Regions from separate parts of the Mus musculus genome. Here all the other regions are linked to region 3. The links are chromatin loops, found by intact Hi-C in ENCODE. Cell type or tissue: heart. All regions are shown on one strand. Each heading gives the region's core, and the rest is flanking DNA. Links, peaks and the distances in the headings are about the cores only.

The links. A loop is a pair of places that touch in the nucleus more often than their neighbours do. Peaks named below come from ENCODE experiments on the same cell type or tissue, not always from the same donor. Only the 100,000 strongest peaks of a DNase experiment are listed, where the experiment ranks them.
Region 1: a loop joins it to region 3, with 2.7 times the contacts of the local background. A loop is called at or near these places in 6 of 42 quality-filtered maps.
Region 2: it touches region 3 in a loop (4-fold over the local background); 25 of 42 quality-filtered maps call a loop at or near these places.
Region 4: it touches region 3 in a loop (7-fold over the local background); 24 of 42 quality-filtered maps call a loop at or near these places.

What each region holds. Positions count from the first base shown.
Region 1 is chr8:104,507,830-104,514,809 of GRCm38, forward strand. Terb1 (telomere repeat binding bouquet formation protein 1) reads right to left here and starts at 2,058. Exons shown (of 20, transcript NM_180958.3): 1 at 1,973-2,058; 2 at 1,438-1,544; 3 at 1-17. It overlaps Nae1 (NEDD8 activating enzyme E1 subunit 1), which reads right to left. Exons shown (of 20, transcript NM_144931.3): 18 at 5,512-5,626; 19 at 5,371-5,420; 20 at 3,199-3,438. The coding sequence ends at 3,329. It overlaps Gm22148 (a small nuclear RNA gene), which reads left to right and starts at 73; the gene lies at 73-179. In heart, for the core only: no CTCF peak of the experiment used is centred there; a DNase peak (open chromatin) is centred at 2,072; H3K4me3 peaks cover 1,335 bases; H3K27ac peaks cover 979 bases.
Region 2 is chr8:104,391,905-104,399,185 of GRCm38, forward strand. Cmtm4 (CKLF-like MARVEL transmembrane domain containing 4) reads right to left here and starts at 3,903. Exons shown (of 4, transcript NM_153582.5): 1 at 3,547-3,903. The coding sequence starts at 3,732. In heart, for the core only: a CTCF peak has its summit at 3,593; DNase peaks (open chromatin) are centred at 2,937, 3,617 and 3,847; H3K4me3 peaks cover 2,157 bases; H3K27ac peaks cover 1,566 bases.
Region 3 is chr8:104,340,608-104,347,888 of GRCm38, forward strand. It overlaps Cmtm3 (CKLF-like MARVEL transmembrane domain containing 3), which reads left to right. Exons shown (of 5, transcript NM_024217.3): 1 at 1-288; 2 at 3,151-3,306; 3 at 4,170-4,265; 4 at 4,665-4,785; 5 at 6,125-7,065. The coding sequence starts at 142. The coding sequence ends at 6,159. Among named protein-coding and RNA genes, the nearest start is that of Cmtm3, 3.7 kb to the left of the region's middle. In heart, for the core only: CTCF peaks have their summits at 2,885 and 3,547 (motif pointing right); DNase peaks (open chromatin) are centred at 3,534 and 4,217; H3K4me3 peaks cover 657 bases; H3K27ac peaks cover 638 bases.
Region 4 is chr8:104,567,003-104,574,283 of GRCm38, forward strand. No RefSeq gene overlaps it. Among named protein-coding and RNA genes, the nearest start is that of Pdp2, 21 kb to the right of the region's middle. In heart, for the core only: CTCF peaks have their summits at 2,825 (motif pointing right), 3,569 and 4,246 (motif pointing left); DNase peaks (open chromatin) are centred at 2,699 and 4,119; H3K4me3 peaks cover 969 bases; H3K27ac peaks cover 367 bases.

The DNA.
Region 1 (6,980 bases), core at 1-5,000, 170 kb after region 3:
TTTCCCTTATATTTCATCTATAAGATAGGGCATTTTTAGTTAGATCAGCTTCTAAGAAATATTCTGGCCCATATGCTTGTTTCAACAGCACATATACTAAAATAGGAATGCTACAGAGAAGATTAGCACAGCTCCTTCATAGGAATGAGACACAAATTCATGAAGCAGTCCACTTGTTTAAAAAAATTTAAGGAATGAAATATTCTGGGCATGACGGTGCATGTCTGTAATATTCAGGCAGGAAAGGGAGTGGAAGAAGAGTCCTGAGTTTGAAGCCATTCTGAGCTACATTTAAAGTTCCAGAAAAGAAAGGGCAAGGGGCCGGGGGGGGGGGGGGGGGAGCAGGAGCTAAAAAAAAACTCTCTCAAAACCAACAAGCAAACAAACAAAACCCCTCACAAACTCAAGAGGGACAATCCCTGGGATCTACATTGTAAGCAAAAACAGACTCTCATTGGTTAACTTCTAACCACACATGTGCTAACCCGTACATGCATGCACATACATGTACATTCACATACACACACAAATAGATGTCATTAAAATAAATAAATAAATGTCATTTTCAAAAGGTTAAATAATTATAAAATGTCCCAGCACTTGGGAGGCAGAGGCAGGCAGGATTTCTGAGTTCAAGGCCAGCCTGGTCTACAGAATGAGTTCCAGGACAGCCTGGGCTACACAGAAAAACCCTGTCTCAGAAAAAAAAAAAAAATTACAAAATGATACTTAAAAATATAAAAATATTTTATATAATATTATAAAAATAGCTCACTTCCCAAGTCAAAAGTATGTTCCCACTCAAGCAATTACGAAATGTTTTCAGTAGTTTTGTGGGTACAAATCATCACTAACAATGAGATTGTAAATTTTTTTTACCCTGATCTCACGGGGCGGGGGTAAGTTTTTACATAACAGGACACACCATCCTTAAAGGGTTTACTTAATTTACTCTCCAAACCAACAAGGTCAGGTGCAAACGTTACTAGGAAGACTATTAGAGAACATAAATAAGAAAACTAGTTGATTAGTGTTCTGCACACCTCTTTCATCCTGGGTATGGGACTCAAGGTAGAGTCTATCATTAAACACTAGGTCAGCCCCTGAAATTCGCTACTCTAAAATTGGTCACATCAAAAGCTTTGTGGGGGGAAAAATTCTACATATCTCCCTTCCCCCAAGAGAGACAAAAATATCTTCCTGGGTGGGGCTGGCAGAGATGAAAATCCTAGCATTCACTTCCACTTGTAAGTTGTCCGTCCGCCTTGGAATCCTACACTGTGGAAGGCACCCTCTAACGGGAGCAGAAAGGCAAGCACGTAACGTGCACTATCAACTTTTCTGCTCCGAGTGTGACATAAGCCATTCAGGTCCCAGGGAATAGAGGGTCCCAGGAACCAGTTGCTGTACTGGATGGATAGGATATGGGGCGCACACCCTCACGGCTCGCCCGGGATTCCCAGCCTCCGGGTCCACCGTCTTTCCGTGGGTTATGGCTCCCTCGCTCTCGCTCCAGGCTCCGGAGGCCTGGCTCACCTAAAGAGCTGGAAGAAGGAACGCCTGTGAGGAGGGCAGGCAGGCCCACGACTTTCCTCTACTGCTCTCCGCGGGGCACCATGCACGCCTCCCGAGCCCGGCTCCGGCGGACCTCCCAGGAGCAATCGCCCAGTTCCCAGCGTCAGCTGCTGCTGGGCACGCGCTCCCGTCCTCTTCCTCCCAAACCGAATCCCCCGTGGGGGCCGCCGCTTTCCCCGCCCCGGGATCCCGGGGAGCAGCCCGGACGCACACAGCCGCCCGACTGGGCAGATGGGGACGACCTTTTCCCCCTCACAGGTCGTGGGCCTGGCGCCAGCTCAGGGAAGCCCCTGCCCTCAGCTCAATCCACCTCCTCAGGTGAGCCAGGGAAGCGGGCCACGCCCGCCACCACAGCTCCGCCCCAGGAGCCGACCACCGGAAGGCGGGAAGCCGAGACCTTGGCCTCTCCACCCTGGAACCCAGAGCCCCTGTCAGGCCCACACCAGCTCGTCCCTGTGGCAGCCTAGACCACGACGCCTGACTGGGTTTCCCACGCCCGCGCGCCAGCCAGGCTCACATCCGCTGGGCGGGACTTCCGGCCGCACACCTGTCCCACTGGGCTTAGCCCTTCGCAGCTGTAGAGCCATCAGTGGGCAGAAGGTGATCAGTGCGGGATGCCAGGTTTTAGATGGGAGAAAGTGACATGATGAGGGTAATATAACTTAGTATTTAGGACTTGCGTCTCGGAAGGGTCTTTGCTCCCTCCTTGACCTTGCCTGACGCCAGGCTTTCTTTGGTTGCACTGGGCATTCCGTTGACTGGACACCCTCCCTGGGTGAACTCCAAAATCCTTAGTTTTTGGTTCTGGCCAAGCCAGCTTCTCATTGAGTAGACCCAAGAGCCCAGAGCTCTGAGTCTTAAATGTGTTCAAGGTGTGCCCTATAATTTAGTCCTGTCATACGTCCCAACAGAACTCTTCCCATGGGAGTGTTGGGAGATGGAAGTACTGTCAGAGGGCAGTTCCTGCTCTGACAAAGTCACTTGATGACACAGCCAAGCAAGAATGATACAGGTTTTCAAGAAATAAAATCCCTATGAGCCCCCTCCCTCGCCTCTTGTCAGCTATAACCCAGGTTCTCACATAGGAGACTGCCTTTGAGAACTGTTCTATAGCAGGCAATTTAGGGCCTTAGGATAACGAATCACACACACACATTCGGCCTCCCAGTTTGGATTTCTAGTTTGTTACTTTTCCTCACCTTCAGGAACTTTCCTTCCCATCTAACAAGCTGCTAAATGCTATTATTCCAATATATTATTCAATAAAAAGAAATTTAGGGATGGGGCAAGCCCATAAAATTCAATACACAGGTATAGTGACAAACCTTTAGGTATATATAATGAATGACGACAGCACAAGGGAATGGTTTTGTCCTGATAAAGCTCCGAAATGCTTCTTTAAAAGTTCTACTTTAAATAAGTAATGATCTTAAAATGTCCACAGCTAAAATCCACATCTTAAGTTCATTAAGATAATTAATTTTTTACTCTTGTTAGTGAAACAGACATATCTACGATATGTAACTGTAAAATAGCAATCCAGCATTAACTAACTATACAAAGAGCTGGCTTTTGTTCTGTTTTCTCCCCATTCTCCCCACCATTCCAGACAACAAGACTATATTACAAATGAGAAAAACTTTTATTAAGGAAACAATTTAACTTCCGTCCTTTAACAGATTTTTACAAACCAAAGCACAATATGAAGACAATTACAGTTCCAACCATTAACATATTACACATGGTGCTTATTCTACAACTGGAAAGTTGCAGAAGTTTGTGACATACCACTATAAATATAAGTATTATTAAAAATTACGAATTGTTTGGTGATTATTTTGATAACTTCTTGAGCAGCAGCTCCTGTTGGAAAAAGGAGAGAAGTAAATGTTTGAAAAGAATAAATTTTAAGAGTTAAGTAATATATACCAGACTGGGCCTGACGGTGCATGCTTTTAATCCCAGTACTAAGGAGACAAAGACTGGTGGATCTCTGTGAGTTCAAAGCCAGCCTGCTCAACATAGTGTGTTCTAGGCTGGCCAAGGATATACAGTGAAGACACTTGTCTCAAAAAAAAAAAAAAAAAGAGTTGGGTGTGGTGGTAACGGATGACTCTATTCATCAGACTGGGGATGTAGAGGCAAGATGATTATGAGCTCATGGCCAGTCTGAGTTACAAATGGAATTGGAGGTCAGCCTGGTGTATATGAGATCTATGCTATATAGAATACACCACAGATACAGATGAGTACAAAAGACAAAACAAACAAAAAACATAAAGCCAAGCTGTTTAAAATCCCAAACAAACATATTTTGAGTCATAACAAAATAAAAGATAATAATTATTATTATTCAGGGTCAAACCCACACTGAATACTACAGAGCTCCTGTAAGGTACTTGAAACACAAAGAGACAGTGAAATTCCACCAAGAAAAAAAGAATCTTTTCTAAACTGAGGCAGCTTCTTTCTACATACTGAGGCTGTGGACTTAAACCTGTACTATCACCAAATCTCTCAGGCACCATAGATGTAGCAGAGGTGCAAGAAACAAAAAGATCTGCTGCTTGCTACCTTGGGTCTTTCTGTTTAACAGCAAGAGAAAGGATAGCTTACAAATAAATACAGCATATAGTATGTAGAAGACTTTGTGCTATGATAAAGAAGAAAAGAAGGACTAGTACAGAGGAATGGCTCATGTTTATATAGGGGAAGCCTCAGAGAATTACGTTCATAATCATAACAAAACACATAAAACTAAAGACCTACCTACACTCGTTAGGCCTCTCTGATTGTGTCTCTTAGAATCTGGCCTATGTAAATAAGTAATAATTTGCCCTTTCCTATGAATTTACTATTTAGACATGAAAGAATGATTTTATTTACATAAATTATCCAGAATCAGGCTTTAATTTGTGTTTGCTTAAAGTACAGTTTTCTTAGGACTCCATCACTAGCAGCATTCTGAACAGACTACTCCTCAAACTGGATCTGCCTTCAACGTCTAGAAAGGAATCGATCATAAGCACACAGCTCAGGCTATGGGAGGCAATAGGCAGGAGAGTCATTTTTAAAAAGGTATTATTTGCTTCATGTTTGTACTCCTTCTCCCTGTCATTAACATGTGGACACTCCGTGCAATGGTATTAGGTGGGGCTTCTGGGAAGTGATTAGAACCTGCACAAATAGATTCATGCCCTTATAAAGGAGATCCTGCAGGTTTCTTTTTATATGTGAGAGCAAAGTGAGAAAACCACCATGAATGAGACAGGCAGTGAGATCTCTACAGCCTCTCACTATGCTGGCATCTGAATCTTTGAAACCCGTAAGAAATACATTTCTGATGTTTATAAGGTCCAATCTATGGTACAGTTACAGTGTCTAACTAAACTAGAGCAAAGTGATAAAGGGAGTTTTATGAAAGAAATGGCAGGTTTTCACTGGGCCCTGAGGTGCAAAGACCTAGGGCATGTCTCAGGAAAAGAAGGGACGTAGGGCCTTTTAGTCAAGTTAGCCTTTGTTTCCTAGAACTGATGGGGCAGGAGGATTCGAGGGGGAGGAGGAAGGGGAGGAAGAGGAGGAAGGCCTATGTGTCCTTGTACCCAGAGAGCTAAGTGAGGCTCATGATCGGAAGAAGGTCTTCAGAAGGACTAAAGACTCCAGAGTCGCTCGCTCTGATGGCACGGGAGCTGGCGGGCAAGGAGAGCAGTGTGGAGGGCAAAGCACTAATTACACTAATTACAACAAATAGTAACTGTATGATAACAAATAAGTCATTTCATCTACAAAACTCACCTCCCAGGAACGCAGCAATGGTGTGTGGCTCAGCAGCTCCGTACCGGCAACTACAGAAAGGATGGGGGTTTACAGTTTTATTAGTCTCATCACAGTCTCTCCCAGTGAGTATTATCTTTATATGCTCTAAAGAATACTCACAATTCATGGACATAATCGTCTTTCACCATTACAGACAGCCCATATTCCTGAAGGAAGCCAGTAAGACAGGACTTCAACTTCCCTATATCTTCTTCAACTTGATAGTTAGATACTCCTAAAAAAAAGTGTGTGTGTGTGTATATATATATATATATATATATATAATATATACATTTCCATTAAAATAAATATGTGGGCTGGGCACAATAGTGCACACCTTTAACTCAGGAGGCAAAGGCAGGCAGATCTCTGTGTTTGTGAATGCTCTGTATTACGTAGTGAGTGCTAAGACTGCCAGGGCTGCATAGGCGCCAGGTCTCAGGGGAAAAAGTAATTCAAACTGATCGTTATCTCTTACTTAATCCAGTTTAAAACAGTAAGGTATAAAACTACAGAACAAACATAAACCAACATTTGAAAATATCAGAATCTGCTAAACTAAAATCTATCACAAATTGAAGTTCAGTAAGTCTTACTCAGGTCTAGGGATTTTAACTTAGTGACAGCATATTATCCCAACATTCTGGTGGGTTTCTGGTCTTTTAAGTCTTAGCTAATTATGTTGTAGAAGATTAACACAAAAAATACTCAATAATTATTTGATCAAAAAATTAAAGAGAAAATACCTTACTTATATCCTTTAAGTTAAATTTCTATTTTTTTGGAAACAAAGTCTTATTATTAATCCCTGCTAGTCTCAAACTTGTATGTAGTCAGGGGTGACCCTGAACTTCTAATTCTCCTGACTCTACCTCCTGGGTGAGATAACAGGCGTATGCTTTTTTCAGTGCTGAAGATCTCTAAACCTAGGGCTTTGTTCACTCAACAACAAACTAAGCTACTTATTTCCATTTCCAGCCCTTTATTTCCATTTTGAGTGATTAAATGGCACTGAGGACATAAAGCAATCGTAATATACAACATTTACTAAACATTAATAGATGCTGGATACTATTTTATGTACTTTGTGCCTTTGCACTGATTTAATTCTCAAAAGAACTTTATGAAGGAGCCACAACTATACAGATAGAAAAGCTGGGACACAGACAAATTACTTAGTTCATGAACAGCAAAACTAGAATACAAGACAAGCATTTTGTTGTTGTTTTCTCATGCAGGAAATCTAATCCAGGGCCTTAGGAGTGCTAGGGCCACTAAGCCAGTCCTACGTCATTTCTTTCTCTCTTCTTTGTTGTTTGGGACAAAGTCTCATTCTGCAGCCCAGCTGACCTCAGATTCACAGCAATCTTTCTACCTCAGCCTCCTGAATGTCCGTCCGCCCCATAGCTGTGAGCCACCATACCCAGGTGTCAAGCATCTCAGTAAGGAGAGTGAAGATGTCTCTTCGATATTTAACTCAGTCAAACCTTCAGAATCTCAAGCCTAGGCACCATACGACTAAGAACCTCCCTCTTAAAAAAGGAACTGCTTCAGCTCCAACAAGAAACCAGCAGAGAGGATTAAAGGCC
Region 2 (7,281 bases), core at 1,262-6,261, 52 kb after region 3:
ATGATCAGTGAGGAAAGGTGCCTGCCTGCCACTTGAGTATTCAAGCCTGATGGTTACATTACATCCCTGTAGATCACATAAAGGTAGAGGTGAGAACCGGCTAACAGAGTCATCCTATGACCGCCACGTGAATGTTCACGGAAAACTGGGGCTTGCCAGTTAAGATGGACCAGCAAGCTCCAGGGATTTGCCTGTCTCTGCCTACCCAGGGCTGGCTTTACAAGCACAGGTCCGCAGGCTTTGGAGGCAATCATTTTCTGACAGTTATCTCCCAGGCCCTGGTGCCTGGTCTTTAGACCAGCTCTTCAAAGGAGAGGACACCAAAGTCTGTCACAATTAAACCTACTGGCCCAGACCCAGTAACTCTGGGATCTGGGGCCAATAGGCTCTGCACAGTGGCTGCAGCCAGTGTTTACCAGAGTCGAAGGCGTGGAACTGTGGCTGTTTTATGCTACATATAGTTTCTTTATATTCCTGTAGGGCTTTAGTGGAAATGCAGGTTTGGTTTTTGTCTGTTTTACCATCACATCCCACACATCTCAAGAATACAATAAAACAATCTCCAACTGTGCTGACTGGCTCCAGGTTACAAACTGACAAGGCTGCCCACCAAGCAAAAGATGTGCGAATACCCAACTCTGAGATGCAAATGCTCAGATTTGCCTCTGAGTCACCTAAGAGAGCACCTTCGGTTACCTTAACTCCTTAATTCTGCAATTCCTAAAACTCACGTGGTCATTTTCCCTCATTCTATGACTGAGGAAAGGGGTGGGACAGAGTTTAGAGATTTAAAGATCGGAGATCTGGGGCAAAGTTTACCCCCTCACTCTTTTAAGGGACGAACACTGCTGACTGCTAGGACAGAGACAAGAGCTAGCACCCATCAACAGGTTTTCTGGATTTTTTTTTTTTAAGATTTTAAAAATGTATGTTTAATGTATAAATATGTGGTCTAGTGAGTATATGCCACCTAGGTGTCACAGAAGACAGGACATGGCATCAGATCCCCTATAGAGCTAGAGTTACAAGGGGCTGTGAGCCCCAGACCTGGGTGCTAGGAACTAAATCCAGGTCCTCTGGAAGAATGGCAATGGATCTTAACTAGCAAGCCCTCTTCTCCAGCGTCCAGTGTACATGGGAATCACCTAGGAACTCCTGTTAAAACCTAAGTAGGGGGCCGGGCGTGGTGGCGCACGCCTTTAATCCCAGCACTTGGGAGGCAGAGGCAGGCGGATTTCTGAGTTCGAGGCCAGCCTGGTCTACAAAGTGAGTTCCAGGACAGCCAGGGCTACACAGAGAAACCCTGTCTCAAAAAAAAACCAAAAAAAAAAAAAAAAAAAAAAAAAACCTAAGTAGGTTGAACAATCATGTTTTCTGCTCCGATCTGATGTTAAAAAAAATTTTAAATAGGTTTCAGAGAGTCTGAATCGCTGAATCAGCTGAATCGACAGAGGCCTAGGGTGGTGGCAATACTGGACCAAGTGTGGGAAAAAGCAAGGATCTGCAGTTTCCTTAGGCCTCACCTCACAATGTCTATAAATACTAAGCCTTTTAAAAGCCAGACTTTACTGAAGTGAAAGAATTAGTACCTTCCCTTCTCTCTGGGCGGAGTCTGCGCTGTGTGACATCGCAGAAGGACCCTCATAAGGACTTCTTGTTTATTTTCCAGTTTAAATTTCAAGTCTTATCTCTTGGAACTTGTCTGTTTTCTTGAGGGAAGGTGGATCACCCTGAAGGTCCTAACAGCAAGGCTGAGAACCCAGAGGGCAGCAGACCATAGACTGCCACATCACTCAAGTGACCATCTCTTCACTTGCCAGTACACAATCCACAGTAGACACTCGGCAACTAGGAAAGCTTTTAAAGGCTGGCCCCTAAAGTCCTTCCACATGGAAAGTAAGGATGACCACACAACCACACCTCCCCAAAGGAGGAAGCATGGCTGGCTCCGGCTCCAGCTCCAGCTCCTGCAGACAGCCAAGTCCCAGCAGTGAGCGGCTAATGTTCTGTACAAACCACTCCATCTCCATCCTGAGAGGCAAGTTAAGAGTTGTCCTTACTTTCAAAGGCCTGCTAAGTAAACTAAGAAGGTCCCTGACCAGGCCCTGGAGTCCACCTTCTGGCTCCAAGTTCAGCCCTGCCCTTTTCTTACTTCTGATTATCTACACCGCACTCAAACATTAGCTAGCTAGCTCTTTTAAAAAAAGGATTACGTATCGCTCCCACACCGACATTCTCTCTGCTAATAGCAATGGCTAACAGAAGCTTGGTATCCCTGAGAACATTCCAGATTCCTGGATTAAGAGTGTTTTAAAATGTAAAGATAGGGAACTTGCTCCACTTATTTCTCACTAATGCCCTTTAAAACTAGGCATCAGAAGACCAAGCCTTCCGCAGAGAAGAGAGGAAACTCTCCATGAGTCTACAACCTACAAACACAGGGACCTTTATTTAAAGGGTGTCCACATATGGTATTTCTCCCAAGAAAGATTAACGTATGCACTCAGTTAATAAGCCGAACAGGCCTGCCGCTCCCAGAAGGAAAATGCAAATATGTTGCAGTTCTGTGCAAAGGGCTTCTCTGTCAGGGTGACAAGTCTATAAAGTTTTGAGGCCTCGGTGAAAGGCTACCTGTGACAGAGAATAGGAGGAATACAAAGGTTTTTTTTTTAAACTGGACTGTGCCCAGTCCACCACAAAGATAAACTACACTGCCCAAAGGGACCTGCTACAAAACCACAAAACCGAAACAGAACCCACAAGCCCCTGAACCAAACACTCTGGGGGGTCGCGGGGGGGGGGGGACCCACCAAGAAATGTGCTCTCGAATGCCTAAGTCCAACAGAAAGTTCCCCGTATCTGTCACCTCCCAAACTGGCCGCCCTCCCAGAGTGACTTAACTCTGGGTACCAATTTGGGCAGTCCCAAGAAGCCACCACCAGTGCTGAGACTACAGGATGCTATGAAGGAAGCCAACGTCCGCAGTAAAGACTGGAGGCTTTGTGGGTAGATCTGGACTCCCCCACTGCATCTGGGCTACACGCCTCCATTCAACAAATATTTATTGAGCATCCACCATCTGCTGGGCACCCTGCTAGGCGCCAGGGAGGAAACCATGCCACAGCCCCCGGCCTCTGTTAGCAGAGAACCGTCTGGGGGTTACGCGAGCCGGAAAACCTGCTACAAGTTGCTAAGCACAGTAGTAGCCAGGCGATGGCACGGCCCTCGCAACCGGCTCTGCGCACCAACCTCTTGTCGATGAAGCAGGGAGGGCACAGGTAGGCCCCGGAGCAGGTGTGCAGGCACCAGGCACCCCTGAGGCTTCGGAGCTGCAAAAGGCAGACTCCGGCCGAGGGCGCGGTCCCCAGAGGAGCAGGGACTGCAGCCCAAGGACCTCGGAGTACGGAGTGCGCGGAGCGGGGACCGCGCAGCCCGAACCCGACTCTGGTCGGCCGGGCCTTCCCCCGCGGCCGGGTGCGGGTAAAGAAGGCGCGGGCTAGGCCGCCGACCCGCCCGCTCGTACCTGGAGCCCCGCCCGGCACCTACCACTTGGGCGACCTTGAGGCGGCCGAGCGCGCCGCGCAGGTAGTCCGGGTCGCAGCGCAGGCCGGCCAGCCCGCGGCGCTGGCTCACCGGCTCGGTGGTGGGTTGGTACGGGCTGCTGGCGCCCGAGATCATGGAGGTGCTCGAGGCCTCGCCCTCGAAGCCGTCCAGCTCCTCGCCGCCCCGCATGCTGCCGCCCCGCGCGGCCGGTTCCCCCGGCGCCTGGAGCGGGCAGGCTCAGAGCGGCCGCCGCATCGCCGTCGCCAGACCACCCCACCGCCGCCGCCTCTGCGCCCGCCGCCCGCTGCGGCCGCGGCTCGGTCCGCTGGGGCTCGGCTCCCGCCGCCTCGGCAGCGGAAAGGGAGGGAGGCGGGAGCGGGCGCCGAGGGAAGGAGGCGGGAGCCGCGCGCCGGCCCGGAGGGGGCGGAGACTGCGGCCGGCGCGGGGAGGGGCGGGGCGCTGAGGGCTGGGGGCGGGGGGTCGTGGGGGAGAGGAGGGGCGTTGCAGGTTGGGGCGGGGCCGGTGAGGAGCCTTAGTCACGCCCCCACCACGCCCTCACCTGCTGGGCGTCTGGCCCAGACTCCGGGGTGGTCGCCGGCGGCCCTTGCAAGGAAAGGCCCAGACCAAAAGAGGGAAAAAGGGTGGAGAGAATGGAGACTGACCAAAGAGTCACAAAGCTGTTTTCTCTGCCCGCAGCCTTAGAGCCTGCTTTAGAGAAAGTGGGATCGTCTGCAGGTTTAAGTGTGTGTGTTCCCACGCTGGGCACACTGAGACAACCCTATTCTGTGTCAGAGGTACAGCCTGTGAGGGGGTGGGGGAGGTCGGGGTTAATGGAGCCCGCAGAATCCACACAACCCCAGTGTCAATTTGGGATCCAGCATGCTGGCATAGGAGAAATATATGAGCACACAGTAGGTGCTTGGCAACTAATATCAGTTCCCTATCCTGGCTGAGAAAAGTTTTGCTACCTCTAAGCATCAAGCTAGGCGACACTCAAATTTTGCCCTGGAGGCATTAATTATAGACCAATTTGTCATTCAAGTGTGAAGACTAATTTTAAGCTTAAGTAAAACACTAACTTTCTAAGAATTGTCACTTTGACACTGAACCTTTCAGCACCCTGAATACAGATCTGTTCCGGTCCTTGAGGAAGGCACCAAATGAAGTGTTATAATCATTACTATTTTACACAAGTGGAGACAAAGCTTTCAGAGTAGAAGTGGCTTGTCCAAGGGCACCAAATATTCAATGAGTAGAACACAAGGTCTATTTCCAAAGCTGAAAGGATACCAGCTTCAATATTTATATTATTTGACTTACTAAATATTTTGAGGGGGGGGGGACACTTACTGTAAGCTAAGCAATATGCTAAGAATTGAGGACAGGGATGTTGAGAAGTCTCAGTGGGTAAGAGTGTTTGCCACCAAATCTGACCACCTTTGTTTAGTTCCTGTGACCCATGGGTGAAAGAAGAGAGCCAGTCCTTACAAGCTGTCCTCTGGCCTCCAAAAGCACACACCAGAGTCCTGCCACCCCAAGGACAAATGTTAATAGCTTTTTTAAAAACTTGAAGACAGCCGGGCAGTGGTGGCACACGCCTTTAATCCCAGCAGTTGGGAGGCAGAGGCAGGCGGATTTCTGAGTTCGAGGCCAGCCTGGTCTACAGAGTGAGTTCCAGGACAGCCAGGGCTACACAGAGAAACCCTGTCTCAAAAAAACAAAACAATAAATCCTTGAAGACAAACTCTACTCTCTCTTAAAACCCTCCTGAAATGGCAGCTACAAAGGTCTATTGATACCCCAGGGACAATGAGTAGGAACGGAGACAAAGGATAGAACACTAGATGCTGGAGAGAAATGTGCACACAGCAACTGATACGGCACATCTAAGAGAATGGACATCCAAGCTTGCCGTGGGAAAGGTTGAAATACAACCCAGATTACACATCACAACAAAAGGCTCAAGGGCGCCAGCAAAGTCTAGAAGTGCTTGTGTGGGAGGTGGGGGAGAGGAGACAGCAGGCAGGAAAATGCAAGATGATCCATTAAAAGCTTTGAAGAGCCAGGCAGTGGTAGCACACGCCTTTGATCCCAGCATTTGGGAGGTAGAGGCAGGCACATTTCTAAATTCGAGGCCAGCCTGGTCTACAGAGTGAGTTCCAGGACAGCCAGTTCTATACAGAGAAACTGTCTTGAAAAACCAAAAGGAAAAAGAAAAAGAAAAAAAAAAAGCTAGGAAGAAGTATAAAAGGGTCCCTTGATCCCCTCCTATATACCCCAGACCTCAAGACAAGTTGCAGTCTGTGTGTATGTAGGCATATAATTTTCTCAACCTAATTTAATAAGGGTTCAACCTTCCCTCTAGCCCACCACCCACCAGACATAGTGGGGGAAAGTAGACCTGTTCAGAAATAGTTCTTTGGGGGCAATTCCAATCTTCGTTTTTCTCAGTCCAGTCCACTAGCAAACACCAAACATGAATCAGCAGCTGCCACTCAGCAGACACCACACACAATCCAGCAAGGGGAGTTCAATCCAGAAGAAATCCTGAAGCTTGCTAATCAGACCTACTCCACAGAAGCATCAAGAAGCCGCAGGAACCTAGGCGAGTTTCTTTGTCGAGTTTCTCCCTGTAACATCACCACAAGCGAATCCCAGCAAATTAATGTAAGGCGAACCAACACATGGCGTGTGTTGTCAGCAAAGAGTAGCAAAGCAGAGCTAAGTGAACCAATGATCTAGCTCCCACTGACTGTGGAGTCATATTTATAGTCTTTCTAAATAACTCTTTTCACGTGTCTGCTATAGCAAGACATGCTTTCACATGTGTGCCCAAGCAAACCATCATTTGACATAATTGACTTTGCAAAGAACCAGAGGTTTCCACTTCAGTGTGCGTATGCACACATGTGTATTATGCCCAGGTTTATTGAAAATATTACAGCACAACTGGGCTGCAGGGGGAGACCCACACCTTTAATCCCAGCACTTGGGAGGCAGAAGCATCTCTCTATAAGTTCGAGGCCAGCCTGGTCTATAAGGCAATACAGAAAAACCCTGTCTCACAAAAAACAAAAACAAAAACAAAAACAAAAACAAAAACAAAAACAAAAAACAAACAAACAAAAAACAAGAAGAAGAAGAAGAAAGAAAAAAAGAGAAGGAAAGAAAAAAGAAAAAAAGGAAAAGAAAAAGAAGAAAGAAGAAAATGCTACAGCACAACAAAAAAAGATTCAAATACCCCCACGGTATTTTCAGATTCATCCCCACTGCGAGCTGAATGGCCTGCAGGCTGGAGGGACTGCCAACATCCAGAAGTTACTGCATTTCCCTAGTATCAGGGTCTCCCTCCATGATGCTGGACTGAGGCCTCCATTCTCTCCCACTCCTGTAACATGATGGAGGAACCTCTCACAGAACATCTCTGAATCTGCTTGAGTGGGACACAGCTGCTAGACTCTTGTGCAGATTCTCTCAGGGAATAGTGGTGACCTGTGCACAGACACTCGGTGTGGAAGTCACCTCAGGCAGGTGGGGCTTTTCTCAATAAGCTCCACAGCTTTCTTTTTCTTTTTCTTTTTCTGTTTCTTTTTCTTTCTTTTTTTTTTGGTTTAGATTTATTTGTTTTTATATTTTTTATTTATTTTTATTAGATATTTTCTTTATATACATTTCAAATGCTATCCCGAAAGTTCCCTATACGCTCCCTCCGTCCTGCCCCCTGCCCACCCATTCCTG
Region 3 (7,281 bases), core at 921-5,920:
GGGGAGGTGGGCGGGACAGCGGAGGATGAGTCCCCGGCCTAGTCTAACTCCACTTTTTCTTCTTCCGCACAGCGGGTTTCCGCTTCCCTCCAGGGCGGTGGGTGAGGCAGTGAGGCCCAGGCTCGACCAGATAGCGCCGCTATGTGGCCCCCGGACGCAGAGCCAGAGCCCGATCCAGAGTCCGCGCATGGCCCCCGAAGTGGCAGGACAGTGCCGGGACTCCGAGCCCTGTTGCCCGCGCGCGCCTTCCTCTGCTCTCTCAAAGGCCGCCTCCTGCTGGCCGAGTCGGTGAGTGCGTGTGCTCCCCGGGTGCGTGAAGCCCGGTACCCGCGCCCCAGCCTGGGGCCTTGCACCTCCAGCCCAGGAGAATTTGGACCACCGCCCCCAAGCTTGCTACGACTTCTCTGTAGCGGAGCTCGAGTCAGAATCAGGCCCGAGCCGTGTTCTTCCCGGATTCTCCAGTCTGCGAGGCCCTCGAAAGGGACCAGAAGTCAAGGGTTTGGGGTCCTGGTCCCCGCTGGAGCCGCAGCTCGGCTGCTGTGTGACCTCGAGCGCCTCCGCCCTCTCTGAGTCCCCGGGACTGCTGCGCTCGCTAAGCTTCTTCTGGCCTCGCCCGCCCTGCACACCCTCCCACCTCCTAGGCTGAGACCTAGCCGCCTGTGTGGTGAAGATCCTACGGAGTGGGATGTGCCCCCGGGGAGTGGGTGAGGCAGGGGCCACGTAGTGAAGACACAGGCGGACCACTGTTTCAGGGTGGCGAGCCTGCGGGGTGACTTCATGCCCTCCTTCCCCCCTCCCGCGCTGTACTCCTTCCTCCTCCCTGCTTGTCCCCACCCGGATAGGAAGGTCTCCTTTGTCCTCCCAACACTCATCATCACGTGTGGGGCGGGAACTGGCATGGAGCCTATGGAGATGGGGAGAGGGGTGGGAGGAGGGACGGTGGAAGGAGGAAACAGACCATAGTGACAGCCACTTGTTGCTCAGATACCTAGCAACTTAATATCCGACCTGCTCCCACTTCGAGTTGGGGATAGGAGAGACAGTGTCTTTAACTGCTAGGAAACTTGGCAGGTGACTCATCCAGTGACCTTGAGGATATCCTTGAGGGCAAAAGGGGGGTTCTGCCCCAGGACCTCTCCGTTGTACCCCAGGACCTACTAAGGAGCATCAACCCTGAGGTCTCCGGTAGAACCTAATACTTTGTTCCTAAATGAGGTGCCAAGCGGACCTAGAGCCCATTTTCTGGCCGTTTCAGATCTCTGGAAGCCTCTGGGAGGCGTGGGGCGGGTCTTTGAATCTACTGGCCACTGGCTTCAGTCCTACCTGCCCAGTACCCCTTCATGGAAAAGGAGTGAGTGCCAACCAGAAGTCACAAGATGTCCTTGCCCTAGCTGGGTGCCAGAAAGACAGGCCTAAGAAAATATGAAGGGTAGTAAGCTCATAGGGTATAGGGGAGCCTCCCCCAGTCATTCCTCCCCCTTGGTCTCATGCAAGTAGGGAGTCTGACCTGGATAGAAAGCTGGAGGAAGAAGCAGCCACCAAGAACTGGGGAGTGAGAAAACAGGAGTGGGGGAGGGAGGAGGTTGGGGCAGGGGAGTGCCACCAGAACCAGACTTTTTCTTTTTTTTTTTTTTTCAAATTTATTTATTATATGTAAGTACACTGTAGCTGTCTTCAGCCAGGCCAGAAGAGGCGTCAGATCTCATTATAGATGGTTGTGAGCCACCATGTGGTTGCTGGGATTTGAACTCAGGACCTGGGGAAGAGCAGTCAGTGCTCTTGCCTGCTGAGCCATCTCGCCAGCCCAGAACCAGACTTTTTTGAGGGGAATGGGTACAGAAAAGAGGAGAGCCATACGAGCAGCCTTTGGCAAGGAAATACAGTAGGAGCTGATAGCAACCTCAAAACGCCTTTCTCTAAGCCTTAGTTTCCTGTTTGCCCAAAGGAAGCTCCTCTTCCCCCATGACTTGTTCAGTAAAAGAGATGGGAGTGGAGTTCCTGTGATCAGTTCATTTGTCTGAAGCAGCCATGGTATTTCCTGCAGGACACCTGGGTTTCCCTTACAGCCTCTTAAACTACTAAGCTAGTGATAGGCTCAAAGCCGTCCGTAGTGATAGATGAAGGGAGATGGAGGCCTCTTATGACCTAAGTACAGATTCTGACGCCCTCTTACTAGGCTGGGTGACACTAAGCCTGCTTCTTCAAAAGAGAGGCTGTGAGGAGCACGCAAATGTTCAGAAGTGGAGAAGTCCAGAAATCTTAGCAAGGACTGGGCTTGAAAAAGCCACTGACCTATCTTCTTCATCTTGTTTCCCCGCCATGCACAAAGTCTGCAGTACTAACCAGGAGCCTTAGCGTCCGACCTGCATACCTTCAGTTTTGTGGCCCTGGTTTCCGGTCAATATGGTATGGCTAGCCCCACCTTTCAAATGAACTAGTGCTCTCTCCGAGACAGTTAGGATTTTGTCGAGATCGGGTCTCACGTATCTCAGGCTGCCTAAAACCTTAGATATAAAGCTGAGGATGGCTTTGAACCTCTGATCTGCTAAAATTACAAGCTTGTACCACCATGCCTGGTTTAGACGGTGCTTGGGATCGAACCCAGAGCTTTGTGTGCACTAGGCAAGTACTCTACCAGCTGAGCTGTACCCCTAGCCTCATGCATAGCTGTTGCTGTTGTTTTAATGAAGATTCGCAGATGCAGGAGTGGCAAAAGATATCTGTCAACACCCCTGCATCCCCCCCCCCCAACGGTACAGTGGCTAACACGGCTCTATCACCCGTTTCTGTCCACCTGCCTTGTGCTTTCAACCATTCAAACTCAACTGCAGACATCAGTACCATTTCAATTTTAACTGATTCGGCCTGCACATCATCATTAACAAAGTTTTTTTTTTTCCTAGTTAGGTGTTGGGTGTGACTTTTTGAAAGCAGTAGATTTTGATTCTGGCTTGCCCCTTGTGGACACAGCTAAGTTGGCTCTGTTCTGTCCTAGAGCCAAGAGAGGTCAGCAGCCCCACAAGGTGGCCTGCTAGGGAGGCTGGGGCTTCAAGATGAGGTCCTAGCAAGGATTCAGCAAGGGCTAGGACTCAGGGTTATGTCCTGGCCTGGGGGTAGAATAAGGGTTTGAGTCCCCTTGCTCTTCCGCAGGGTCTTTCATTCATCACCTTCATCTGCTACGTGGTGTCCTCCGCATCTGCCTTCCTCACAGTGCCTCTGCTGGAGTTTCTGTTGGCCGTTTACTTCCTCTTTGCTGATGCCATGCAGCTGAATGACAAATGGCAGGGTTTGTGCTGGCCCATGATGGTAAGGATCGGGGGACCCAAGAGGAAAGGGTTGGCTGTCCCCTGAAGAATCTGGGGTTCCACATTTCAGCCCTGGCTGTCTCCAGCCATGGTGAGCAGTCTGAAAGCTTCGGATAACTCAGGACGCTCACACATCTCTACCCCTGCCCGCCCAGCAGCACTGCGACCATGGACGGACCTGATGGGTGGTAGGAGCCTCCTGAGCTGGTCTGTGAAGCTAGGCACACGGATGGCTCCTGGCCACCAGGTGGAGCTGTTGCTCTGACCTTGGAGGAGGGATGTGCCTCAGCCACAGGCCATTTCCAGCAGGGTAGGGTAACCAAGGACTTGGGACTTCCTAGAGTCTAGTAATCAGGCACCTGGCTTTGTGTGACCACCCGAAGACCTTGCAGTCTTGAGAGAGTTTCTTTAATGCATCACTGAAAAAAGGCAGCAAAGACTTGGGCTTGGCCCCTGCTGTCTAGACTTTACTCTCCAGTGTCCATGTAACCACCTGGTGATAGCTACCAGCACTGCAGCCTCCCCTGAGGGAGTAAGCAGAGACTGTGACCATAAACGGATCTCACTGTGGCAAAGCCAAGAGTCCTGGAGAGCCAGATATTCTCCACTTCCCATTTCTGCGGAGCAAGCTGTAGCCGAGCCTATACACATTTGCTATTTGCAGAGAAAATACAGCTGGACCAGGGATGGGGCAGTGTAAGTTGCTGGAGACCTTCAGGACACAGAAAATAGATTCAGGACTAGGACATGCAAGTACAGCCAGGACAGGGACTTCCTGGGTGCTGGGGATGGGTGTGTTGGGTCCCCAAGCTCTACCCCACTGTGGGAGGTCAAAACAGTGTGGACATCCCCCTCTCTCCTCAGGACTTCCTGCGCTGTGTCACCGCTGCCCTCATCTACTTCGTCATCTCCATCACTGCTGTCGCCAAATACTCAGATGGGGCTTACAAAGCAGCTGGAGTGAGTGGCTGCCCTACCCCTCTCTGATGATACCCAATAGCACCCCTCCCAATGCTCTAGACCATCACCCTTGGCACCCACTTCCACAGTGGAACCTCGGCACATCCTGCCCCTGCCTAGGCCCTGGGTCCCTGTGTGGGTCTCTGCCATTCCAGTCTGCTAATTAGAGATTTGCTCTGCCCTCAGTTGGGAGGCTAGTGTCTACCAGGCCCACAGCCCATTTCCCTTATTTGCTGTAACTCAAGGGCTGTGTCTGCCCATTTGTCCTGGTCAGTATATTTCTCAGTGCTGCTTGCTTTTGCCCAGGCTCCTGGTCTCTGAACCCAGAAAGAGGTCCTTGCAATGTTTCTAGCCATCCTGTCTGTGTCCCCTGCCATATGCCATGCGTGTATCCCACAGGTTTTTGGCTTTTTTGCCACAATTGTGTTCGCAATTGACTTCTACCTGATCTTTAATGAAGTGGCCAAATTCCTCAAGCAAGGAGACTCTGGGAATGAGACCACAGCCCATAGGACAGAAGGTGAGTGGCCAATCTGTGTGGTGTCTGATTAAAGAACTGACCATTTTCAGGATAGCTGTAGGGTTCTGCCCTTCCTTGGGGACACCTAAGGGCCTCAGCTTAGCAAGAGGGGGAAATGAGTGAATACCTGTACCTCTGGAGGCTCCCTAATATGCCCCCAAGGCAGCGAGTTAGGACATCAATTCATCTGGGACCAACCTACTAGACCCAGCTTCCTTCCTGCTTGGAAGCTCACGGCACCCAGGCAAACACTGGCACTGTCTGGCCTGGCTGAGTTTGTTTTTGAAAAGGGACTTCAGTCTGTATAGCTTAAAGTGGCCTAGAACTCACTTTGTACCCCAGGCTAATCTCAAAACTCGTGGCAACCCTTACCTGGCTTGGTTGGATCTTTTTTCCAAAGAAAGCGCACCTGAGCAAGTGCTTTCCTGGAGCCGGTCAGCAGTGCTGTGGCTAGACAAGAGTTCTCAGGGCAGGTCTTGGCCCTAGGATCTTCTCCATTAAGTACTAAATGACTGAAGTAGGACCTAGTTGGTTAGATTTAGGGGCCACCAGCTTCCCACCGGGAGTCCCAGACACTGTCTCAGTGCTAAAAAATGAATACCATCCCAGACTCATTTCTGGTCTGTTAGTTAAATGCTCCTGGATGCTGTCTGCCTTCAAGCCTTTGTAGCAAATGTTGGTCAGCCAGCTCAGAGACCAGAGCATAAATGTCCATGAACATACATTTTGAATATTGTATGGTTTTAATGTAAAATAGTTGTTTTGCAATAGAAGGATCCTTGGCCTATATGTTAAATATGAATATAGCAAGCCTATCCTACTTGTACCTCCCTGGCTAATGGATAAGGGGGGAAGAACCAGGGCTCGGCAAGGGACAGGACAAGTATCAGAAAACAGCCATAGCACTGGGGACAGGCATTAGAGTGCAGTGCTTTGCCTCGTGAGGCAGACAATGCCAGAATCATCCTTATACATAGCCAAACCCATAAAATAGCTTCGCTTGCCCTATGGTTCTGTGTATTTCAGTTCAGGGATAAGAATTACTGTCTTTGCCTTGTCCTCCTGAATAAGAGTGGAGAAAGGGGTGTCAGTGTACAACTCTGCCATCCTCAGGGGAGAGGGGATGCCTGGGAATGCCTGGGCCACCTGGGAAGGAAGCATCTGTGCTGTGAGCTAAGTAGAAGGGCCTGATCTACCCTATGTGTGCCCCAAGGCCCAGCCTGCCACTAGGATGGGAGAGGCCGGACCCAGGTCTCCTGTTGGCTGGCTGGCTGCTGGTACCACCACCACTACTCCACAGCCCAAGGACTGATAACCGCACCCTCTGCTTTCCTTTCAGAAGAGAACTCCAACTCGGACTCAGACTCTGACTAAAGGCCTGTCTGAGCTTAACAACTAGAGCCACTCGGCCCTCTCACCCACGCTGTCCTGACGGGGCTCCTGGAGCATGGCAGGAATGCCCATGGGAGAACAGACCGAGGAGCCCGTCTCTCAAGATTACACTCCCGAGGCCTCACATTCAAAATTGGCTGTGCTGGCTTGGCACTGCTGAGCTAGCGTGGTAGGGCACGTTGACAAGCCTTCCTTCTCCCCTTTCTGTCCTTGAGCCCCTTTAACCTCACTGCCCCCACCGAAGCACACATCAAACGGAGCCAATCACTACAGCCAATCATGTGGCAGCATGGGGGTGGGGTGGGACTTTCTGTTACTAACAGGGACAGATAAAACCACAGCAGGCTGGACCACCAGCCCCAAACCTGCACTGCATTGAGATGACTTTCAGGAACCTTTTATTCAAGAAGTTTCCCTCCTCACTGTGAAATAGGGAGAAACCTAGCTAGCCAAGTCTTCCATTAGAGGTCTGAGGCCTTTTCAGAAACGGACCCAAAGATTTGTTTACTAGGGCCCAGAGACAGGGAGCCAACCAGTATAGTGGCAGTGACCAAGTCACAAGTGGCTGGGCAGGCCCAGCCAAGCACTCTCTTCCTGGGGACCCTAAAAGACAAAGTGCTTCCTCTGGACACCTGGGCAGGACCACTGGTGACATGGACTTCTCTGTAGTCCCTTGGGGGCGGTTACTGTGTGTGTCTTTGATGGTGTTTTCTAACTTTTTTATATTTTTTTAATACAAAAACAATGTAACAAATGGTCTTTTCTGTAACCTAAGAGGCCCCATGAATAAGGGCCCATGTCTTGGGCATTTGTAACCTTTTTATCTTGCATGTGAATTCCCTCCCTTTAAAAAAAAAAGTCACAATGGATTAAAACAAACTGACTACATGCTTGGAGTGCGCCTGACTAAGAACTCACCACTGCCTGCAGACACACTGTGTGCCCGTTTCCATACAAGCAAGCACAGGAGTGCTGACAGCTCTGAACTCAGTTGTGAGAAAGCACTTACTGTGCTGGGTATCAGGGTGGCGGGTGACACTGCTGGTGCCTTTACTCAACCCCACGGTCGAGGCACTAAAGGGTAAGCATACATTCTCATTAAGA
Region 4 (7,281 bases), core at 1,398-6,397, 230 kb after region 3:
GCAAGGGAAAGCCCTAAGAGGAGTCCCCAGGAACCGACTTCTTCTAACGAGGCCGCACCTTCTACCTTTCAATAATGCAAAAGCTGTCAGGGTCCAATCTGGACACAGGATCAGAGTTCTCAACTGGAAGCAGGGCTATCTGGAAGGCACATAATAAATATACACAGACTGCATTTTGGGTACAAGCTAAGAGGCAAGTTTTCAAGGCTTAAAGTTTCTCTCTCTTCTCTCTCATCCTCTGCTCTCTTTCTCTCTCGCTCGCTCATTTGCTTGCAGCTTGAGGCTGCGCATGCTCTGCATTCTCCTGTGCACTCGACTTTTCTTGAACTCCCAGGTTCACACACATCTCTGTGCATTCCCCTTTTACTCTCACACACACTCTTCAATTCACACATCTCTCACACACACTCTCCATACACGCCTCTCATTCCCTCTTCACTCTCTCCACATTCTCTCTTCTTACGCTCTCTGCATTGGCTCTCTCATTCTCTCTCTTGCCTTTTACTTGCCCCAGTCTTTTATTGCTACTCCAAAAGCAGGTTAAAAAAAAAGACATTGTACAATCATTGCCAAATCAAATTCAAAAGAATAACCATGTTCCACAAAGAACTAAGAATTACAATTGTTCCCCAAAAGTTCAAGCTTCCCTATTCCCAGGCTTAAAGCCAAAGAAATAATAACTGCAAACTTACCATTATTTAAACTTTAACTTTTAACTTATTGTATTTCAGAGCCCAGAGCCCCAAGGCCAGCTACTTGCATTTTCCTGTGAAGCTCTAATGATAAATGACATGGGCAAAGCTGCTAGGCAGTGGCCAGAAGGAATCAAGATAACCCTTAACTCCAGTAGCTTTCTGCTTCTGCATATTGCACACAGTGATTCTCCTAAGAGTCCCAGTGTTTTGACTTAGTTTTACTACTATAAGATTTTACATATTCTATACTTGGTTATCCAGGAACCATTCTCAAATTTGTGTAAAACTTATTTCTTTTTTCTTTTTTTGATTTTTTGAGACAGGGTTTCTCTGTGTAGCCCTGGCTGTCCTGGAACTCACTCTGTAGACCAGGCTGGCCTCGAACTCAGAAATCTGCCTGCCTCTGCCTCCCAAGTGCTGGGATTAAAGGTGTGCGCCACCAGTAAAACTTATTTCATAACTTCAATAGTTTTTCCTTTCTTGGGGTTCCAATGTTGGCTCTATTTCATTTTCTAATAATTTCTTCAAACTTTCTTTGCAAGTCAAGCATTAATCTGGAACGACCACTGTACAGTTATTACACTGTTTCCAAGATGAGAACACGCAGCATGCACCTGGGCCATTAGGACTGTGCTGTGCTGTGCCCCATGTCTCAATTCTTAATTGTTTGAAAATCGTTACATCAGGGAACATCTAGTTTCACAGAATTCACCAGAGCAGAAGGAGAAAGTAATAAGAAAGTCAGAATTAATAGAATAATATGCACACCAAGGCCAACCAAAAAGTAGTCACGCACAAATGAAATCTATACAGCTGTTGTCCAGGGCTAAGGTTAGGAGAAATGGGAACAACTTCTTGCATGCGCCCGACTGGCCAGCAAGAACGACGCTGCAACAGGATCCTTCTGCACACGTTTATTGGGAGAGCTTGATTGCAGAGGCGAAGAGACCCCAAGCCCAGAACTGGTGCTGCTTATATAGGCCTAGGAGAGGCGTGTCTCACACCCGGATTGGTTGTGCTTGGGTTATGCTTGCCACCTCATTTGCATGCCTACATCTGATTGGTTAACTTCTCTCTCATCTGATTGGTTAACTTGTCTTTCATCTGATTGGTTAACTTGTCTCTCATCTGATTGGTTAATTCTCAAAACCTCATCTTGGTAAAAAAACTTTACTGCCTATGTATGCGTGGTGGCCAGCAGTAGCCAGCGCCACCCTGCAACGGCACATGTGGCTTCCCACAACAACTGTTTTTTTTTTTTTTTTACAAAGAGCTGCTGCGGGTTACTGAGATGTCTCCATCCCAGTCTGCTGCAGGCAGTTCCTCATTGTATGCTGTCCCCAGAACAAAGCCATTAAGGGCTTGATTCATTCATTTGGTCACCACACTCTAATTGTTGCTGGAAAAAAACATTATGAGCACACTCATAGGTGCATTCCACCCATCTCCTAGGCTTTTGTTAATCCAATCAAACTGGCTATCATAAGCAATCATCACTCCAGACCCAATGACACTGGCCTATAACCTATATACTTAGGGGATGGAGGCAGGAGGATCATGAGCTGGGGGCCAGCCTGGACTACATAGCCAGGCCAAGGTCAGCCTGGACAGTGAGACACATTAATAACAGTAACTAAAATCACAACAGGCACCTTACCAAACATAAAGTGCATGAGCTCATAGATGTCAGAGGCTTCACCACTAAGAAGGTATTCCTCTATGAAACATTCAGACTTCTGTGAGGTGGGATGGAATTCGTTTGCTGCAGGATTCCCCAGAGCCTGAACCAGGCCATTGTGTAACTGGGAATAGTAAGCAGAAATCCATCCAACTGCCGCTCCTTCCAAGGAGTGGGCCATGGCTCTTTATCTTAGAGCATTTTGTGGTATCAAGTCCAACAAGAGCAGAACTCAGAGGAAGCACAGAGGAGTTGTGCTCTTAAATCTTATCCAGTCCTGGCCCCCCCGCTTGGAGACAGAGCAGGCAGGAATGACCATAGAATCCAAGGTGTCCCAGGTCAGGACCTCTGCCCCTGCTGTTTGCTCTGTAGGAAATGTTCTTCCTTTCTAAATTTAGATCTCTTCCAAAGTCTTACAGGAAAGAGTCTTCCCTGATTTCCCAGAGGACAACAGCTGCACCCAGCCACTAGAGGGCTCAGATAGTAAAGGCTTTTACCTATAAGCCTGAGGAATTGAGTTCCACTTAGGTGGTGAAAGGAGAAAACTGCAAATCTTCTGACCTCTAGAGAGAGAGAGAGAGAGAGAGAGAGAGAGACGGGGGGAGAGAGATGGGGGGGAGAGAGAGAGAGAGAGAGAGAGAGAGAGAGAAGAAGAAGAAGAAGAAGAAGGAGGAGGAGGAGGAGGAGGAGGGCATGGTGGCCCATGCCTTTAATCCCAGCACTTGGGAGGCAGAGGCAGGTGGATTTCTGAGTTCGAGGCCAGCCTGGTCTACAGAATGAGTTCCAGGACAGCCAGGGCTATATAGAGAAACCCTGTCTCAAAAAACCAAACAAGAAGAAGAAGGGGTAGGAGGAGAAGGAGGAGGAGGAGAAGGAGGAGGACGAGGAGGAGGAGGAGGAGGACGAGGACGAGGACGAGGAGGAGGAGGAGGAGGAGGAGAAGGAGAAGAAGAAGAAGAAGAAGAAGAAGAAGAAGAAGAAGAAGAAGAAGAAGAAGAAGAAGAAGAAGAAGAAGGGGAGGGAGGGAAGGAAGGAGGGATGGATGAATGGAGGGAGGAAGGGGAAGGGAAGGATATGTATGAGAGACAGAGAGACAGACAGAGATAGACAGAAAGACAGAGAGACAGACAAAGATAGACAGACGGACACACACACACAAAGAGGAACTCAGAGACAGAATCAGACAGAGACAGAGTCCCCATCCCCAGGGCCAGGGGGCGCTCTCAGCCCCCTCCTGAGCCATTTCCTCGGTGCAAGCTTAGGGAAGTAGTCAGTGTTCCACCGTATCTCCCCACGGCAAGGTAGTCAACGAAATGAAACCGTAAAGAGTGTGTAAGTTCCTACAGTTTCATTCTCCAGAACTAAGCATTGTTAACTTCCTGCCCCATTAAACGTTTCTTAACAGATAAACAGGCTAGCACAATGAGGGAGGGAGGGGGAAAGCACAGACCATTATCAACGCGTCCTTTCTTCTTGGTCACAATCAGCCTTTTCTATTTCACGTTCTGTCTTGGCCAATTCCAGCCCCACGCTCTACCTACATCAAGATGCAGGGTGCAACTGCTCAGGCCAAGGCCGGGTTACTCCAGCCAGAGGAGGCTGGGACGTTGATACCCTGCACGTCCCCATCCTCATGCACATCCCAGGCTGCCAGCTGGTCCCTCGCAATGCCTGGAGCTGCCTACGGGCTTGCTCTAGCCAGGGCTTCCCTAGGAGAAGCAGAGAGGGAACTCTGGCACTCGCAATTTCCTGGAGAGTTACTGTTTCGTTAAATAGCACAAACGGATTGGGGTCGTTGCTTGATGACCTAGGAGCCACTGAAGGTTTTCCTTTCGATGAGCGAGCTTGAGGCGCCCCCTTCTGGCAGCCTCTGCTTATAGATATTGCAAGTGAAAGTGCCGCCAGAACCCATACTTCAACTACTCAGAAGGGCCTCTCCTGCTTCCTCTACCCACGCCAAATTCCCAAGGCCGTTCTTTCACTCGTCTCCAAACTCATTTTCAAGAAAGGATACGAGTCATTTGCAACTCGGAGTGCAAAATCCATCCAACTATGTCACTGCCAATTAGTTTTTTTTAGTTTTAGAGTATTAGTTTTTTTCTTTTCTTTTCTTTTTTTAATAGGACTGGAGAGATGTCTTGGCAGATAAGAGCACTTACTGCTCTTGGAGGGGACTTGGAGACAATCCTCAGCACCTTTGTGGTTGCTTACAACCATTTGTAACTCTAGTTCTGGGGGGAATCTGATGCTCTCTTCTGACCTCTGAGGGCACCAGGCACACATGTGGTACAAATACATACATGTGGGCAAACACTCATATACATAAAAGTAGGTAAAAGTTTTTACATTTTAAAAAAACATGTGGGGGCTGGTGAGATGGCTCAGCGGTTAAGAACACCGACTGCTCTTCCAAAGGTCCTGAGTTCAAATCCCAGCAACCACATGGTGGCTAACAGCCATCCGTAGTGAGATCTGATGCCATCTTCTGGAGTGTCTGAAGACAGTTACAGTGTACTTACATATAATAAATAAATAAATATTAAAAAAACCCATGTGCATGTATGTGTCGGGGGGGGCAGTCATGCACATGTACTGCAGAGTTACAGAAGAGGGCATTGGTCTTCTGGAGGCATACGAAAAGGGGTAAGCCCTTGTTTCTCTTATCCCCTCACCCTAACCTATACCCTGGCTTCCCCCCAGAAGACCAAATAGCAACTTGGTTGGTGTTTTAGTTGCTGTGAAGAGACACCACGGCCAAAGCAACTCTCATAAATGAAATTATTTAATTGGGGACTTGCTTACATTTTTCAGAGACTTAATCCCCATGATCACCATGGATGGCACAAAGACAGGCAGGGTACTGGAGCAGTAGCTGAGGGCTTTACCTCCTGATCCACAGGCAGCAGGCAGAGGAGAGAGAGAGAGAGAGAGAGAGAGAGAGAGAGAGAGAGAGAGAGAGAGAGAGAAGAAGAAGGAGAAGAAGAAGAAGAAGAAGAAGAAGAAGAAGAAGAAGAAGGAAGAAGAAGAAGAAGAAGAAGAAGAAGAAGAAGAAGAAGAAGAAGAAGGAAGAAGAAGAAGAAGAAGAAGAAGAAGAAGAAGAAGAAGAAGAAGGAAGAAGAAGAAGAAGAAGAAGAAGAAGAAGAAGAAGAAGAAGAAGAAGAAGGAAGAAGAAGAAGAAGAAGAAGAAGAAGAAGAAGAAGAAGAAGAAGAAAGAAGAAGAAGAAGAAGAAGAAGAAGAAGAAGAAGAAGAGGAGGAGGAGGAGGAGGAGGAGGAGGAGGAGGAGGAGGAGGGGAGGGGGAGGGGGAGGGGAGTGGGGAGGGGAGTGGGGAGGGAGAGATTAGATCTGAAATGGGATTTCGAAGCTTCAACACTCATCCCTACTGACAAACTTCCTCCAAGGTTACATCTACTCCAGTGAGGCTACATCTAATCTTTGCCAAACAATTCCATTAACTGGGGATCAAATATTCAGCCCATAACTGCCATTCTCATTCAAACTACTACAGTTGGTTTCCTAGGCAGAAAACGCTTCCCACTGGTTATGGCGTTGCCTCTGGGTAGTCTGGGCACACAGAAAGAAAGCTGAGGCAGGGAGAATCATGAGCTCAGAGTTAGCTTGGGCAATCCAGCAAGTTCAAGGACAACCTGAGCTACTTAGTGAGGTTGACAGTATGAGTGCCTTGGTTGTAAAAACAGAATTCTTGGGAGGGTACAGGTGGCTGTGCTCAAACTATTCTCAGTGAGCCCCAGAAAGGAAGTGTTGGGCTGAAACATCCTCTCCAGGAAAATGGTCTGTCTCAATTGAGCAGACAATACCAGGAAAGAGAGACTGCAGACTCCCAAGTGACTCTCTGAGACTGCATTTAACTTACTCATCCCAAGCCTCTATATAAACAGGACGGGGCATTGAACAAAAGTTATGTTATTTACCACAAGCCACTAACCTACTCCTCTAAATTTATCCTCTAGGTTAGATGCATCCTCTAGGCGTGAATCTAAGTCTGTGGCAACTGAGTTTTTCCAGCCACCATCTTTAACTGGTAGAACAGGAATAGCCAATCAGCTGTTGGAGAGAGATAAAGATGAGGAGGAGCGCTATAGAGAGGAGACCCAGCAGTCAAGACATCTGGTTGCTCTTGCAGAGGACTGGGGTTCAATTCCTAGCACCCACGTGGTGGCTCACAATGATCAGTATCTCCAGTTCCAGAGATCCAATGTCCTCTTCTGGCCTCTGAGGGCATCGGGCATGTAAGTGGTGCACAGATATACATGCAGGCAAAACCCATAGGCATAAAATATATGAAAATACATTTTGTTTAAAGATGAGGGAGGATGCATGTTAACCAGAATCCTGGAGCTCCCGCTGCCTGGCAACACAAATGCCAACAAGCCGCGATGAGAACGGAATCTTTAAATTGCGCTTTCTTCAGAGTCAGTGGTCAGAGAAAGCAGTGGGTTAGCACCCTAAAGACCCACCACTCCTCTTACCTTCAGCCAGCATGTGCTTTCTAGGCAGGGGACACAAAGGCAGTCAGGCCACAGCCTTGCCCCTCTGGTTAGGTGGTCAGTCACATTTCTGAGACCTGTGACGTCCATGTCTCTCGTTGTTATTCCTGTACTCTTCCTTCAGTCTTGAGACAAGTGAGCTCTTTAGCTAGTCTCTAGTGAACAACCCGTATTTCTCTGGGGCCATCTGGGCTACAGAGTTAACGCAGAACAAGCAAGCCACTGGCAGTGTCTATGCATTCAGCTTATTTTCCATGTGTACATGTAGGCTCCTTTCTATATGATGGAATACAAAAGTGGTCCCATAGTATGAATAAAAACCTACAGTTACCCATCCCCCATCCTCTATTGAAATCACACCAAAGAGTCAACTGCAGGGGGATCTCCATTGCTCCATCCAG